Linked DNA regions of Homo sapiens: region 1 is linked to region 2. A link is an interaction called in ENCODE POLR2A ChIA-PET data of the cell type or tissue named here. Cell type or tissue: GM12878. All regions are shown on one strand. Region 1 overlaps SH3KBP1 (SH3 domain containing kinase binding protein 1). Region 2 overlaps SH3KBP1 (SH3 domain containing kinase binding protein 1).

What was found. ChIA-PET counts read pairs that join two places held together with the same protein. Peaks named below come from ENCODE experiments on the same cell type or tissue, not always from the same donor. Only the 100,000 strongest peaks of a DNase experiment are listed, where the experiment ranks them.
Region 1: POLR2A ChIA-PET joins it to region 2 with 5 read pairs; 12 of 35 experiments call an interaction of 5 or more read pairs at or near these places.

What each region holds. Positions count from the first base shown.
Region 1 is chrX:19,814,338-19,822,337 of GRCh38, reverse strand. All of the region lies in intron 2 of SH3KBP1 (SH3 domain containing kinase binding protein 1), which reads left to right. Among named protein-coding and RNA genes, the nearest start is that of SH3KBP1, 69 kb to the left of the region's middle. In GM12878, a CTCF peak has its summit at 7,860; no DNase peak of the experiment used is centred here; H3K27ac peaks cover 270 bases.
Region 2 is chrX:19,763,865-19,771,864 of GRCh38, reverse strand. All of the region lies in intron 2 of SH3KBP1 (SH3 domain containing kinase binding protein 1), which reads left to right. Among named protein-coding and RNA genes, the nearest start is that of SH3KBP1, 120 kb to the left of the region's middle. In GM12878, a CTCF peak has its summit at 3,597; no DNase peak of the experiment used is centred here; H3K27ac peaks cover 2,432 bases.

The DNA of each region.
Region 1 (8,000 bases), 50 kb before region 2:
AGAGGCCTATGGGATAATAACATCAGATCTAACATTTGGGTCATCAGAATTCCAGAAGGAGAAAAGAAGGTTATGATAATAAACAATATTGAACGAAATGATGACTGAAAACTCACCACATTTGGCAAAAAGCATAAATCTTCAGAATTCAGAAGCTGAGCAAAACCTAAACAGGATAAACCTAGAGAAATCTATGCCAAGATACATACTAATCAAGCTTCTAAAAATGAAAGGCAAAGAAAATGCAGCAAGAGAGACATGACATATACTTACAAGGAAGAATGATTTGAATGACAATGAATTTCTCCTGTAAAATAATGGAGTCCAGAAGGAAGTGTACAACATTTTCATGGGCTGAAAGAAAAGAAAGATTAACTCTGAATTCTTTGTCTGGTGAAAATATCCTTAAGGAATGAAGAGAAAATGAAAACATTCTCAGATGAAGGAACACTAAGAGAATTTATCAATAGCAGACCTATCCTTAAATAATGCCTAAAGAAAGTTTTTTAGGCTGGGCACGGTGGCTCACGCCGGTAATCCCAGCACTTTGGGAGGTTGAGATGGGCGGATCACAAGGTCAGGAGATGGAGACCATCCTGGCTAACACGGTGAAACCCCATCTCTACTAAAAATACAAAAAAATTAGCCAGGCATAGTGGCGGCCGCCTGTAGTCCCAGCTACTCGGGAGGCTGAGGCAGGAGAATGGCGTGAACCTGGGAGGGGGAGCTTGCAGTGATCCGAGATCATGCCACTGCACTCCAGCCTGGGCGACAGAGTGAGACTCCATCTCAGAAAAAAAAAAGTTTTTTAAACATAAAAGAAATGGTAACAGAAGAAACTTTGGAATTTCAGAAAGGAGAAAATAGCAAATGGGTAAAAATAGGGAGTATGTATAGTAGGCCAAGTATAGGGTATGTGTCATTAATTTTTTTCTGTTGTTGTTGTTGAGACGGAATCTTGCTCTGTTGTCCAGGCTGGAGTGTAGTGGCACATTCTTGGCTCACTGCAATCTCTGCCTCTCAGGTTCAAGTGATTATCTTGCCTCAGTCTCCTGAGTAGCTGGGATTACAGATGTGCACCACCATGCCTGGCTAATTTTTGTATTTTTAGTAGAGACGGGGTTTCACCATGATGGCCAGGCTGGTGTCAAACTCCTGGCATCAGGTAATCCACCCGCCTTGGCCTCCCAAAGTGCTGGGATTACAGGTGTGAGCCACTGTGCCCGGCTTGTATCATTAATTTTTAAAAACATGTTTGATGGTTGAAGCAAAAATTAGATCATCTGGTGTGGTATCCAATATATATTGAGGTAATATGCAAGAAAATTATATTTAAGAGGTGGGGAGGATGTAAAAGAACCTAACTGGAAGTAAGGTTTTTACACTTCACTGAAATAGGAAAATGTTGATCGAAGTAGTCTGTGACAAGTTACATATGTATATTGTAATAACTAAAATACTCTAAAAATCACTAAAAGTATAACTGTACAAAGAGATATACTAAAACTGCCTATATATAAAAGGAAATTCTAAAGAATGTACAAGTAACCCACAGGAAGACAAGAAAAAGGAAACAATGAAAAACAGAGTGAACAAACAGAAAACAAATAATACAATGGCAGGTGTAAGTCCTAACATGTCAATATGTGTTTTAAATATACCAATTAAAAAACAGAGATGATAGATAAAAAAAAAAACTTGACTCAACTATATGCTGTTTGTAAGAAACTCACTTCAAATATATTGATATAGGCACGTTGGAAGTAAAAGTTGGAAAATACATACTATGCAAGTATTAATTTTAAAAAAGCAGGAGTGGCTACATATAATATCAGATAGGGTAGACCAGAGAGCAAAGAAAATTACCAGGGACAAAGAAGGACATTACACAATGATAAAAGTGTCATTCCACCAAGAAGACGTAGCAGTCCTAAATGTGTATGGGCCAAGCAACAGAGCTGCAACATATATGGAGCAAAAACTGATAGAACTAGAAAATAGACAAGTACACAGTTATAGTTGGCAACTTAGCATCTCTTTCTCAGCACTTGACAGAATTACTAAACAGAAAATCAGCAAGGGTATAGAAGGCCTGAACAACATAATCAACCAAGAAGTTGTAATTGATGTTTACAGAATATCCTACACAGAAACAGCACAAAACACATTTTTTTCAAGTACCCATGAAATATCTGCCAAGTTAAACCATATCCTGGGTCATAAAACTAACCTCAATATATTTAAGGGAATTGAGATAATAAAAAAGGTGTTCTTTGACCATAAGTAATTAAGCTAGAAGTCAGTAATGGAAAGATCAGAAAATCTCCAAACACTTGGAAATCAAATCACACACTTCTAAATAATCCACAGGTCAAAGAAGAAGTCTCAAAAAGATTAAACAAACACATAGAACTGAATGAAAATGAACATACAACATATTAAAATGTGTGGGACCCAGCTAAAGCAGTACTGAGAGGAAAATTTATAGCACTAAAGTTTACATTAGAATGGAGGAATGTTCTCAGATCAATAATCTAAGGTCCTACCTCAAGAAACTAGAAAAAGTGAAATAAACCGAAAACAACCAGAAGAAGGAAATAATGAAGATAAGAGCAGTAATCATTGAAGGTGAAAACAGAAAAACAACAGAGAATATCAATGAAAAAGCCAGTTCTTTAAAGACCAATAGGCTGGGTACAGTGGCTCATGTTTGAAATCCCAGCATTTTGGGAAGCGGGAGTGGGAGGATCACTTGAGCCCAGGACTTTGAGACCAGCCTGGGCAGCATAGCAAGACACTATCTCGCCAATCAAAAAATAATAATAATAATCAAAAAATTAGCTGGACGTGGTGGTGCATGCCTGTGGTCCCAGCTACTCAAAAGGCTGAGGTGGGAGGATTACTTAAGCCTGGGAGGTTGAGGCTGCAGTGAGCTGTGATTGTGCCACTGCACTCCAGCCTGGGTGACAGAATATGATCCTATTTCAAAATAAATAAATAAAAAGATCAATAAAATGGGTAAACCTCTAAGAAGACAGGCAAAGATGAAAAAGACACAAATTAGCATAGTAGGAATAAAACAGGTGATATCATTACAGATTCTGCAGCTATTAAAGGGACAATAAGCGAATACTAAATTATATGTACATACATTTGACAACTTAGATGAAATGAACCAATTCCCTGAAAACTACAAACTACCAAAACTTACCCAAAGTGAAATAATGTCAATAGTCCTATAACTAACTGTTAAAGAAATTGAATTTGTCATGTAAAAGCTTCCAAAAAAGAAATCTCCAGGCCTAGAGGTTTTTCGTCATAATTTCCACCAAACATTTAAAGAATTAGCACCAATTCTGCATAATCTTTTCGAGAAAATAGAAGAGGAGGGAATGTGTCCCAATTCATTTTATGAGGCCAGTATTACCTTAATACCAAAACCAGATAGTGCAACAAAGAAAACTGCAGGCCAGTGTCCCTCAAGAACATAGACACAAAAGTCCTCAGCAAAGTATTAGCAAAACAATCCAGCAACTTATAAAAAAAATTATATACTATGACCAAGTGGGGTTTATTCCAGATGTGCAAGGCCACTTCAGTGTTTGGAAATCAATCAGTGTAATCCATGATATCAACACGCTATGGGAGAAAAAATCAAATCGCATAATCAGATCAATTGATGAAAAAAATTGACAAAATTCAACGCCATTCATGATAAAAACTCTCAGCAAACTAGGAATAGAGAGGAATTCCCCCAACTTGATAAAGAGCATCTACAAAAATGCTGCAGTTAGCACCATATTTAATGGTGAAAGACTGTATACTCTCCCCCTGAGAATGGGGAAATAAGGTAAGAATGTCTGCTCTTACCAGTCTCATTCAACGTAATACTGGAAGTCCTAGCTAGAGCAACTAGTTGAGAAAAAAATAAAAGACATATGAATTGGAAAGGAAGAATAACATCTTATTTGCAGATGACGTGATTCTCCAGTAGAACATCCCAAGAATTTACCAAGTAACTCCTAGAATAAGTGAGTGCAGTAAGGTCACAGGATATAAGATCAAACACACAATTTAATATTTCTAGATACTAGCAATGAACATATGGAAACTGAAATTAAAAACACAATGCCATGTACAGTCTCTCCCAAAAGAATTGAAATACAGTTATGCATTGCTGAACAACAGGGATATGTTCTCAGAAATGCATTGTAAGGTGATTTTGTTGTTGTGTGAACATCATAGAGTAGTATACTTATACAAACGTAGGTGATATAGCCTACTACACACCTAGCCATATTGTATGGCCTATCACTCCTAGGCTACAAACCTGCACAGCATGTTACTGTAGGCAGTTACGACACAATGGTAAGTAGTTGCATATCTAAACATATCTAAATATTGGCTGGGCACTGTGGCTCACACCTGTAATCCCAGCATTTTGGGAGGCCAAGGTGGGTGGATCACTTGAGGTGAGGAGTTCGAGACCAGCCTGGCCAACATGGTGAAACCCTGTCTCTACTAAAAATACAAAAATGAGCTGGGCATGGTTGCCTGTGCCTGTAATCCCAGCAACTCAGGAGGCTGAGGCACGATAATCGCTTGAACCTGGGAGACGGAGGTTGCAGTGAGCTGAGATCTCACCACTGTACTCCAGCCTGGGCAACAGAGCAATACTGTCTCAAAAAAACAAAAACAAAACCATATATAAATATAAAAAATGTACTTAATACAATAGAAGTATGGTATTATAATCTTATGGGGACCATTGACGTATATGTTGTCTATTATTGACAAAAACAATGTTATGTAGCATATGACTATACTTAGGTATAAACTTAACATGTACAGGATGTGCATGCTGAAAACAACAAAATGTTGTTAATAGTATTCAAAGAAGATCTAAATAAATGGAGAGACATACCATATTCATGGACTGGAGTCAGTGTGGTTAAGATGTTGATTCCCCCAAATTAACCTGTAGATCTAATGCAATTTCTATCAAAATTCCAGCAAGATTTTTTTTTGTAGCTATAGACTAGTTTATTTTAAGATTTATAAAAGAAATCAGGAGAACTACAATAGTCAAAACATTTTGAAAACAATTTTGAAAAAGAAGAGCAAAATAGGAATCTACCCAATTTTATGAGTTAACTTTAATAGTTATAGTAATCAAGACAGTCTAGTATTGACACAGGAATACACATATAGATAAAGGAACGGACTAGAGAACCCAGAAATAAACCTACACAAATATGCCCAAGTGACTTTTTGACAAAAGGGCAAAAGCAATTCAATGGAGGAAGGATAGCCTTTTCAACAAATGATACTGGAGTATTTGGACATCCATAGACAAAAAAAGTGAAACTCGGCCTAAATCTAACATCTTATTAAAAAATTAACTCAAAACGGATCATGGATTTAAATGTAAAACATAAAACTATAAAAGTGTTAGAATTAAACATAGGCAAACATTTTGGGGACCTAGGCCTAGGTGAAGAGTTCTTAGATATCATACCAAAAACAAAATCTTTTTTGTTTTTGCTCCGTTGCCCAGGCTAGAGTGCAGTGGCACAGTCTCAGCTCACTGCAGCCTCGACCTCCCAGGCTCAAGTGCTCCTTGTGCCTCAGCCTCCCAAGTAGCTGGAACTACAGGTGTGAGCCACCACGCCTGGCTAATTTTTTGTATTTTTTGTAGAGATGGAGTCTCCCTATGTTGCCCAGGCTGGTCTCAAACTCCTAGACTCAAGTAATCCACTGCCTTGGCCTCCCAAAGTACTGGGATTACAAGTGTGAGCCACCACACCTGGCCAACACAATCTATTAAATAAAAAAAGATCAATTAGACTTCATCAAAATGTGAAGAGGATGAAAAGATAGGTTACAGACTGGGAGGAAATATTTGCAAACCACATGTCTGACAAAGGACTTGTATCTAGAATGTGTAGAGCTCTCAAAATGCAACAGTAAGAAACCAAAACAATCTAATGAAAATGGGTGAAATACACGAACAGACATTCACTGAAGAGAGTATGCAGATGTAAAATAAGCACATGAAAAGATGTCCAACATCATTAGTCATTAGAGGAATGCAAATTAAAACCACAACAAGAAATTACTATGTATCTATTAGAATGGCCATTAGGATGGCTAAATTAAAAATGGTGATAACACCAAATGCTGGCAAGGTTGCAGAGAAACTGGTTCTCTCATATATTGATGGTGGGAATGAAAAGTGGTTCAGTCAGTTTGGAAAATAGTTTGGCAGTTTGTTATAGAACTATGTGCTTCCCATAGGATGCAGCAGTTATACTTTTGGACACTCATCCCAGAGAAATAAAAACTTAAGTTCACAGAAAAACCTGTACACAGATGTTCATAGCAGCTTTATTTGTAATAATTGCAAATTGGAAATATCTTGAATTGTCTTTGAGTGGATGAATGGTTAAACAAGTTCCGGTCCAACCATACCATGGAATACTACTCAGCAATAAAACAGAATGAACTCGGATACACACAACAACTTAGATAGATCTCAGGGGCATCGTGCTGTGTGAACAAAGCCAACCTAAGATGTTACACACTGTATGATTTCATTTATATTACATTCTCAAAATGACAAAGCTATAGACTTGGAGAGCAGATTACTGGATGCCAAGGGACAATGACAGGGTGTGGGGAAGACTGGTACCACAATAAAGGGGTAGCATGAGGGAGTTCCTTTTGAAGATGGAATAGTTCTGTATCTTGACTGTATATTGATTGTGATCCAGTGTGTAGATTTGTGCAAATCTACACATTGGATCAAGTTGCAAAGAGTTACACACAAATCAGTGTATGGAATGACTGATGAAAACGGAATAAGGTCTGTAGTGAACAGTATTGTACCAATGTCAATTTTTTTGTTTTGATATTGTACTATAGTCATATATCATCACTGAGGGAAGCTAAGTGAAGGGTTTATGGGACTCCATGCACCGTTTTTGTAAGTTCTTGTGAGTAGATAATTACTTCAAAATAAAAATTAAAAAAAATCTCCAATGGGTCTCAACCTTGGCAGCACACAAGTATCGCCCAAGGAGCTTTAAAAATCCCGATGCCCAGGCTGCATCTTAGTCTCATCTTTATCTCTGATTGTGAGTCTCAGCATTAGTATTTTTTAGGATTTCTAACTCTTGTCCTTGTTGTTTTCCATTAAATTAAAAAAATAATAACCACCACCAGGACCATACCACTTTCCCATACACTGCAGTTCTCCAGCTCTTTGTGGGTGATGGGTGATGGGTGACAGATTACAGGTGTTTCAGTTCTTTCTCAGGAGGTCAGACTCTGTCATCCTGTTGTCATGTCTGAGGCTGGGATTTGGGGAAGCCCCACCCCCAGCTTTGAGCAGGTCCAAGGAGGCATTATCACTTGGCCTGTCTGTGGTTGGCCTGGAGACTGGAGGGCCAATGACAGAAGTAGAGTTGGGAGGAGAAAAGAAGGATGGAGGAAGAGAGAAGTGGGGGTGGAGTGTGAGAGGATGTGGGCCTCAGAGACCCTGTTGAGCCTCACCCTGGGCCTAGTCTCTTGGAGCAAGCATGTTTGAGGAGGAGAAAGAAGGGGAGGGGAAGATGAATGTTGGGGATGGGATTGCAATTTATGATAGGGAGGCCAGGAAAGGCCTCATGAAAAAGGTGATTTAAGTCAAGACTTGAGGATGTGAGGAAGAACTTTGTGGGGATCTGGGGGAAAGAGCCCTTCGGGCAGTGGGAACGGCACGTGCAAAGGCCCTATGGAGGAGGGTGTCCCTGGCTTGTTGGAGGAACAACAGAGAGACCAGTGCACCACCACTGCCGGAGGGAAGAGGGCAGGGGAGAGCAATAGGAGAAGGGGTTAGAGGACATAGGTTACAGGGCTCCAGATCAGGGAGGGCCTTGTGACTTGTGACTCTGAGTGAGATGGGAAGTAACTGGGGAGGCTGATGCGACCAGAGATGTTTTAACAGGTTCCCTCTGGCT
Region 2 (8,000 bases):
GAGACGGAGTTTCGCTTTTGTCGCCCAGGCAGGAGTGCCATGGCAGAATCTCAGCTCACTGCAACCTTTGCCTCCTGGGTTCAAGCAATTCTCCTGCCTCAGCCTCCTGAGTAGCTGGGATTACTGGTGCGCACCACCATGCCTGGCTAATTTCTGTAGTTTTAGTAGAGATGGGATTTCACCATGTTGGCCAGGCTGATCTTGAACTCCTGGCCTCAGGCGATCTGCCCGCTTTGGCCCCCCAAAGTGCTGGAATTACAGGCATGAGCCACCGTGCCCAGCTGTAACCAATTTTTAAGTGTAATACTAAGTTACTTAATTTTCTACAACATCAGTAATGTTTTTCAAGTTTTTTAAAGTTGCAGAACCCTTTCCTCAAAGACCAGAGAGCTTCAAGCAGAGCTGCACCACCATTGAGGCAGGAGTGGGGAGCCCAGGCTATATCTTGTCAATGTTGCAGTTTACGGTTACCCTCCCCATAGCTTTGAGGCCTCCTAGGGATCCTGGTCACACTCAGTAGCCAACTTTGAAAGCACATAGACCTACCTTATACTGCCCCAATTGTTAATAGCTTAGATTGCTCTAATTTTCTTATAAAGAAAAAATTTTGGACATACTTTAAATCCTCTTTGAAGCACATCTGTGATTACTTCCCTAGATAAGTCCTTATAAGTAGAGTTACTGGGTTTAGAATATGAGCGGTGTTGTTGTTTTTTTCTTTTTGGCCTATAATCCATATTGCCAACTGGTCTTCACCAAAGTGTGCCACATCAGACTCTCACAGTAATGTAGGAGAAGGCTCAACCCCCCATTCCCTGGGTAAAATAAACCTTAAAAATTCAGTATGTTAGCAAAAGAAATTATCAACAGGGTAAACAGACAACCTACAGAATGAGAGAAAATATTTGCAAACTATTCACCTGACAAAGGTCTAATATTCAGCACGTGTAAGGAACTTAAATTTACAAGAAAAGCCATTAAAAAGTGGGCAAAGGACATGAACAGACACTTTTTAAAAGAAGACCTGCATGTGACCAACAAGAATATGAAAAAAAGCTCAATATCGTTGATCATTAGGGAAATGCATATCAAAACCACAGTGAGGTACCATCTCACACCAGTCAGAATGGCTATTATTAAAAAGTAAAAAAAAAAAAAATAACATGCTGGTAAGGTTACAGAGAAAAGGGAACACTTATACACTCTTGGTGGGAATGTAAATTAGTTCAACCACTGTGGAAAGCAGTGTGGCAATTCCTCAAAGAGCTAAAAACAGAACTACCATTCGACCCAGCAGTCCCATTACTGGGTATATACCCGAAGGAATATAAGTCATTCTACCATAAAGACACACGCACAAGTATGTTCATTGCCACACTCTTCACAATAGCAAAAACATGAAATCAGCCTAAATGCCCATTAGTGATAGATTGGATAAAGAAAATATGGTATATATACACCATGGAATACTATGCAGCCATAAAAAAGAATGAGATCATGTCTTTTGTGGGAACACGGATGGAGCTGGAGGCCATTATCCTTAGCAGACTAACACAGGAACAGAAAACCAAATACCGCATGTTCTCACTTATAAGTGGGAGCTAAAGGATGAGAACACATGGACACAAGGGAACAGACATGGGGGCCTACTTAAGGGTAGAGGGTGGAAGGAGGGAGAAGAGCAGAAAAAATAACTATTGAGTACTAGGCTTGGTACCTGGATGACGAAATAATCTGTACAACAAACCCTCATGACACTAGTTTACCTATATAACAAACCTGCACTTAGTGACATTATTTTCGTATGTCTGTTGGCCATATATGGTTCTTCTTTGAACTATTTATTCATAACCTTTGCCCATTTTTAGATTCAGATGTTTGTCCATGAATCCGAGAGTGAGAACCCTTGGTTATACTGTGTGTAGACATTTTAAGCGATATTTTCAAGAATCAGCTGTGACACAAAAGGAGTGGGGGATTGTGGGCCAAAAGTCTTACAGTCAGAGTTTAGCATGAGAACTTGGAAAGAATAAACTTCTGGACTTTGATCTCTGATTTTATGATTCTGTGATACTAGATGACTTATCTGCCATTTAGGAAGGTTCTGTCATATTGACTAGAGAGAAAATCCGGAGTTAAAACCAATGGCTGCATTAAGTTAGATTTTTTTTAGCAGTCTGATTAATCTTTACTGCTCCAGTACTCAAACTGCAACGTGAGAGTTCAATCTTGTGGCTTATTACAACCACACATTGTATTAAACATCTTCTACTTGAGAAAAACATGAAGTGCCCCATGTGCATTTTGAGTATGTTATATCATGAGTAAAGTCATGGCTGGAAGGTAGTTAAGACAGAATTTCTTTTTGTTTGTTTGGCAAGTGATGCTAAATCAACAATAATATTGCTTTGAAAAGGAGCAAAATTATGCCATGACTATTTGCAATGAAAATAAATTATAAGGCCTGGTGTGGTGGCTCACACCTGTAATCCCAGCACTTTGGGAGGCCAAACTGGGTGGATTGCTTGAGTCCAGGAGTTCAAGACCAGCCTGGGCAACTTGGCGAGACCCTGTCTCTACGAAAAAAAAAGAAAAAGAAGAAAAAGACAAAAATTAGCCGGGCATGGTGGTGCATGCCTGTAGTCCCAGCTACTCAGAAGGCTGAGATGGGAGGACTGCTTGAGCCTGGGAGGTGGAGGTTGCAGTGAGCTGAGATCGAGCCACTGCTCTGTACTCTAGCCTGAGTGACAGAGCTAGACCCTGTCTCAAAAAAAAAAAAAAAAAAAAAATTATAACGCAGCTGTATAATAATATTGCTCAATATGCTATTATAAAGTGAAAACCTCCTTCTGCTTAACAGGAGGTGTCTCTATTTCAGGACAGGACACTTTACATGGAATAAGAACAAAGATCTTACTAATTTAAAAAAAAAAACCCAAATGTGTGTGTGTGTGTACACTGAATTTGGCCAGACAGGAAAACAAGATTAAAATGTCAGTTCTGTCTTTTCAACCTGAATGCCTCCAACAGCTACATTTTAGAAATTTCTGAAATAATTAATGTGTACTCATATGTTCACCCATAAATCAGACCATGGGATTACTGATGAAAGGATGCAAACTTGGGGGTCAGTCTTGGAAAATTTTGACTGAATTTTAATCTTCCTATTGTGAACATCTATTTCATGTTGAAAACTCAGCATTTCCTGTTTCTCCTAAACATAGACACCACAATAAATAGTTTGTATCTATTTCTTTTCCTTCAAAAAGATCACAGTTCTTTGCCTGTATTATCTAGCTCCAAGATAAATTAAATGCCAGCTGAAATTGTTTGGTGTATCTAGGATGCCCATGGTATGTGCCATTTGGTTGTGTGGCTGAGTCAGTGGCGTTAGGTGGAGTTTAGCCTCCCCCTGAGTGGTTATTAGGGTTGTGGATGGAATGTATTGAATTCAAATCTCTCATTTATAAGGCGAGGTGTGAATTGTAGAATGATCCGATTAACTTGGGCTGAACCCCAGATATTGCTGTGTGCTTTTTTTCCCCCTTCAACATGTCATGGAGGCTTAAAACAGTCACCCACACGCCCTTTCCATATTTAACCTTTTGGAGGTGCTGTCTTATTGCTGAGCCAGGGTGGTAATAGCTGACTGGCTTAAATGGACAGACAGCAACAAGATAGCTGAGGAGGGTAATAGATCCTGCCATTCTGTTCATCTGCGTTTGTGTCTGGGTAAAATTCTCATTAAGTTGCAGCCAGTGTGTGTATTTTGTGTGTCTGTGCATTGTGTTTGCAGTCCATTAGAAAACTGATACCCATGTGGTGCCTTGGTATTGACAGGTTTCCTGTGTGTGACCTAAAACCATTCTGCATTTTCATTTGTCAGGTTTTCCCGTGTGCTCTGGGTTCAGAGCAAATTAACTTCCAAGTCAACAGAACCACCGAAGTTCTGCTTGAACTAAAGCTAAGCTACTCTACTGGTGTGGGGGGAGGGAGGATGTTGATCATTAGAGGACAAGGGCAAGTTGAGAAATTGTTCTATATTTCAGCCAGTTAATTATCGCAGCTTCCCAGCATGTCTGCAAGGAGAAATGAGAAGAACATCAATAAGTGATTATTTTCTTTCATTATTCTGTTCACCTGCCATTTACTGTGCACGTTCCAGGGGAAGGGAGATTAGCAGGGGTTAACTTTAAAAAATCAGAGTCCCAGAGGACTCACAAAGGCATGCTGTGTCTGCCTTTCTGGTACTGAGTGATGAGGGTGGGACAGGGCTGGTGCTAAACTTTTGGATCTATTTTTAAGCTTTCAGGACAAATTTTATAAATACGAGCTGCTTCTTTAAAAAAAAATCCCTTTCTACTCTAAAAATAGTTTGCTGGGAAAAAGTTTGTGAATTGTTTATTAAGACTCAGAAATTCAGCTGAGCATGTTTCCTTATAAATAAAGAAAATCACCTCACAGCTACTGTCAAAAAGCAGATGTGGCTTCTTAGGAAAGAAACAAGATTTCTGGGATGTTAATGCCAATGTCAGAATGTGGGAGAAAATTTGGAATTTTCCCTCCTGGCTTGCTCTTTTCAGACCTTCTAAATTCTACTCATTTCTTATGATCAAGTTGGTGTCTTGTCCCTTTTGGAAAGAGTTTTCCCAGGCAGAATGAATGGCCTTAGCTTCTGTTCTTACCAGTACCCTTAGCCACACCTGTCTCTTTTCCTATAACACTTTGTTTTATGTTAATGACAATTGCTAATATTTACTGTATGCCAGGCACTGTTCTAAGCTCAGTTCATGTGCTATTTTATTTTGTTGTCATAACTCTTTGAATTAGATACTACTATTCTCATTTTAAGGATAAGGACTATGGTAGGCAGAATAATGGCCCCTCAAAGGTGTCCACGTTCTAATCTTCAGAACCTGTGAGTGTTTACCTTACGATGCAGATATGGTTAAGGATTTTGGATTAGAATCACAAGGGTCCTTATAAGAGGGAAGCACATGGGCAACAAAAGCAAAAATACATAAATTAGACAACATCAAAATGTAAAACTTCCGTACATCAAAAGATACAATCGGACCAGGCGTGGTGGCTCATGCCTGTAATCCCAGCACTTTGGGAGGCCGAGGCGGGTGGATCACGAGGTAAGGAGGTCGAGACCATGGTGAAACCCCATCTCTACTAAAAATACAAAAAATTAGCCAGGCCTGGTGGCGGGCACCTGTAGTCCCAGCTACTCGGGAGGCTGAGGCAGGAGAATGGTGTAAACTGGGAGGCGGAGCTTGCGGTGAGCCGAGATTGTGCCACTGCACTCCAGCCTGGGCGACGGAGCAAGACTCTGTCTCAAAAAAAAAAAAAAAAAAAAAAAAAAAAAAAAAAAAAAAGATGCAATCAACAGACTCAAAGTGCAATCTGAACAATGGAGAAAATATTTTCAAATCATATATCTGATAAGGGGTTAATATCCAGAATCTATAAAGAACTCCTACAACTCAACAACAAAACAAATAACCCAATTCAAAATGGGCAAGGGACTTGAATAGACAGTTTTCCAAAGAAGACATACCAATGACCAACAAGCAGATGAAAAGATGCTCAACATCACTGACCATCAGGGAAATGCAAATCAAAATCACAGTGAGATTGCACCTCATACCCATTAGGATGGCTGCTATAAAAAAAGAAAAAACAACAAGTGTTGGTGAGGATGTGGAACAATTGAAACCTTTATATACTGTCGGTGGGGATGTAAAATGGTGTAGCTACCATAAAAAACAATGTGGCAGTTCCTTGAACAATTAAAAATAGAATTACCATATGATCTAGCAATTTTACTTCTGGGTATATATCCAAAAGAATTGAAAGCAGGGTCTCAGAGATATTATACACCCATGTGCACAGTAGTATTCACAGAAGGCAAAAGGTGGAAGCAACCCAAGTGTCTATACAACAGAATATCATTCTGCCTCAAAAGAAGGAAATTCTGACACATGCTACAATGCGGTTGAACCTTGATACATTATGCTAAGTGACAGAAGCCAGTCACAAAAGGACAAATACTGTATGACTTAACCTATATGAGGTATCTAAAGTCAACTTTACAGAGACAGAAAATGGACTGCTGGTTGCCAGGAGCTGGTGGGAGGGGAGAAAGGAGTTGTTTAATGGGTACAGAGCTTCTTTTTCAGTTTTGCAAGAGGAAAAGAAATCTGATGATCTTTTGCACAATGTGACTGTACTTAACACTACTGAACTGTGTAGTTTAAACCTGTTAAGATGTTAAATTTTATGTAACGTGTATTTACCACAATTAAAAAAAATTTTTTTTAAAAAGGGAGGCAGTAAGATCAGAGTTAGTGATGATAGAAGCAGAGGTCAGAGAGAGAGCGAGCATTGAAGATGCTATACTGCTGGCCTCGAAGATGGAGGAAGGGAATACAAGCTAAGGAATGCAGGTAACCCCTAGAGGCTGGAAAGGGTGGGAGAACCTCCTCTCCTACAGCCCCTGAATGAATGCAGCCTGCCAACACCTCCATTTTAGCCCAGTAAGACAGTTTCTGGATTTCTAACCTCCAGAACTGTGAGATACTAACTTTGGGTTAAGTCGCCAAGTTTTTGGTAATCTGTTAGAGCAGTGGTAAGAAACTATTACTAAGGACTATTCAGTTCAGAGAGGTTAGGACCTTGTGCATGGTCACGAAGTGACTGGAACTCTGATTAAGAGCTGGAGCTGGCCAGGCAGGATGGCTCACACCTGTAATCCCAGCACTTTGGAAGGCCAAGGTGGGCGGATCACTTGAGGTCAGGAGTTGGAGACCAGCCTGGCCAACATGGTGAAACCCCGTCTCTACTTAAAAAAAAAAAAAAAAAAAAAAAAAAAAGAACTGCAAAAATTAGCTGGGCATGGTGGCACAGCCTGTAGTTCCAGCTATTCAGGAGGCTGAGGCAGAAGAATCGCTTGAACCCGGGAGGCAGAGGTTGCTGTGAGCCAAGATCGCACCACTGCACTCCAGCCTGGCAACAGAGCAAGACTCAGTCTAAAAAAAAAAAAAAGAGTTGGAGCGCATGTCCACTCCACTCAGAGTTCCAGCCTTCCTAGATGGTGAGACCCTAGGTAGCAGTGGCCATCTTTAACACTACCCCCGACATAGGACTTGATATATATTAAGGCACTTAGTAATTGTGGCTAAAAGATTTAATGATAATGCACCATCGCCTTTTATTCTGTTCCCCTGATGCTGTGTCCTAGAAGCCATAGGGTTAAACCTAGGAAAAGGCTTTTTAGAAAACGTTTCCCTTCCCTGTCATTGTGGGGCTGCTAAGGAATAGTGTCCTCAAGGTTTTAGTGTCACTTCTGGGGGCCTCTGGGTATTTGTTGCCAGGTCCCATGATGGAGTAGAGTCAGGAGTGCTTATAGAATCCAGACAGGGGTCAGAGTCAGGGGAAATTTGGATCCTGTTCTTGGTAGATGGGCAGTCTGTTTTGAGAAGAAATGACCAAATTTAGTCATGACCTGTTAACCTGTTTATTAACATTATTTCTCTTTAAGCTAAATAAACGCAGATATTTCTAAGCACAAATGAAGAAATTTCTGTGTTAGCTCTGATCAGTGGGCATTTCCCACTCTGAAATGCTTCCTCACCCCCAAACCTAAGCTTTGGAAACCAGGCTCCTAAAATCAGGGCCTTGTAATTCCCCATGTGAGTTATTCTAAATTGGGCTTCTGGGTGTTTCTTTTTTTGAAGTGGGGAGCAGGTGGGAAATGAGAGGCCTTCTAATAATGTGCATTAACTTTTGCCATAAAATTATTAGAAAAAATGGGTATTTTGTACTTTTTTTTTTTTTTTTTTTTTGAGACAGAGTCTTGCTCTGTCACCCAGGCTGGAATGCAGTGGGCAATTGTAGTTCACTGCAACCTCCACCTCCTGGGCTCAGGTGGTCCTCCTGCCTCCTGAGTAGCTAGGACTACAGGTGCATGCCACTGTGTCCAGCTAGTTTTTGTG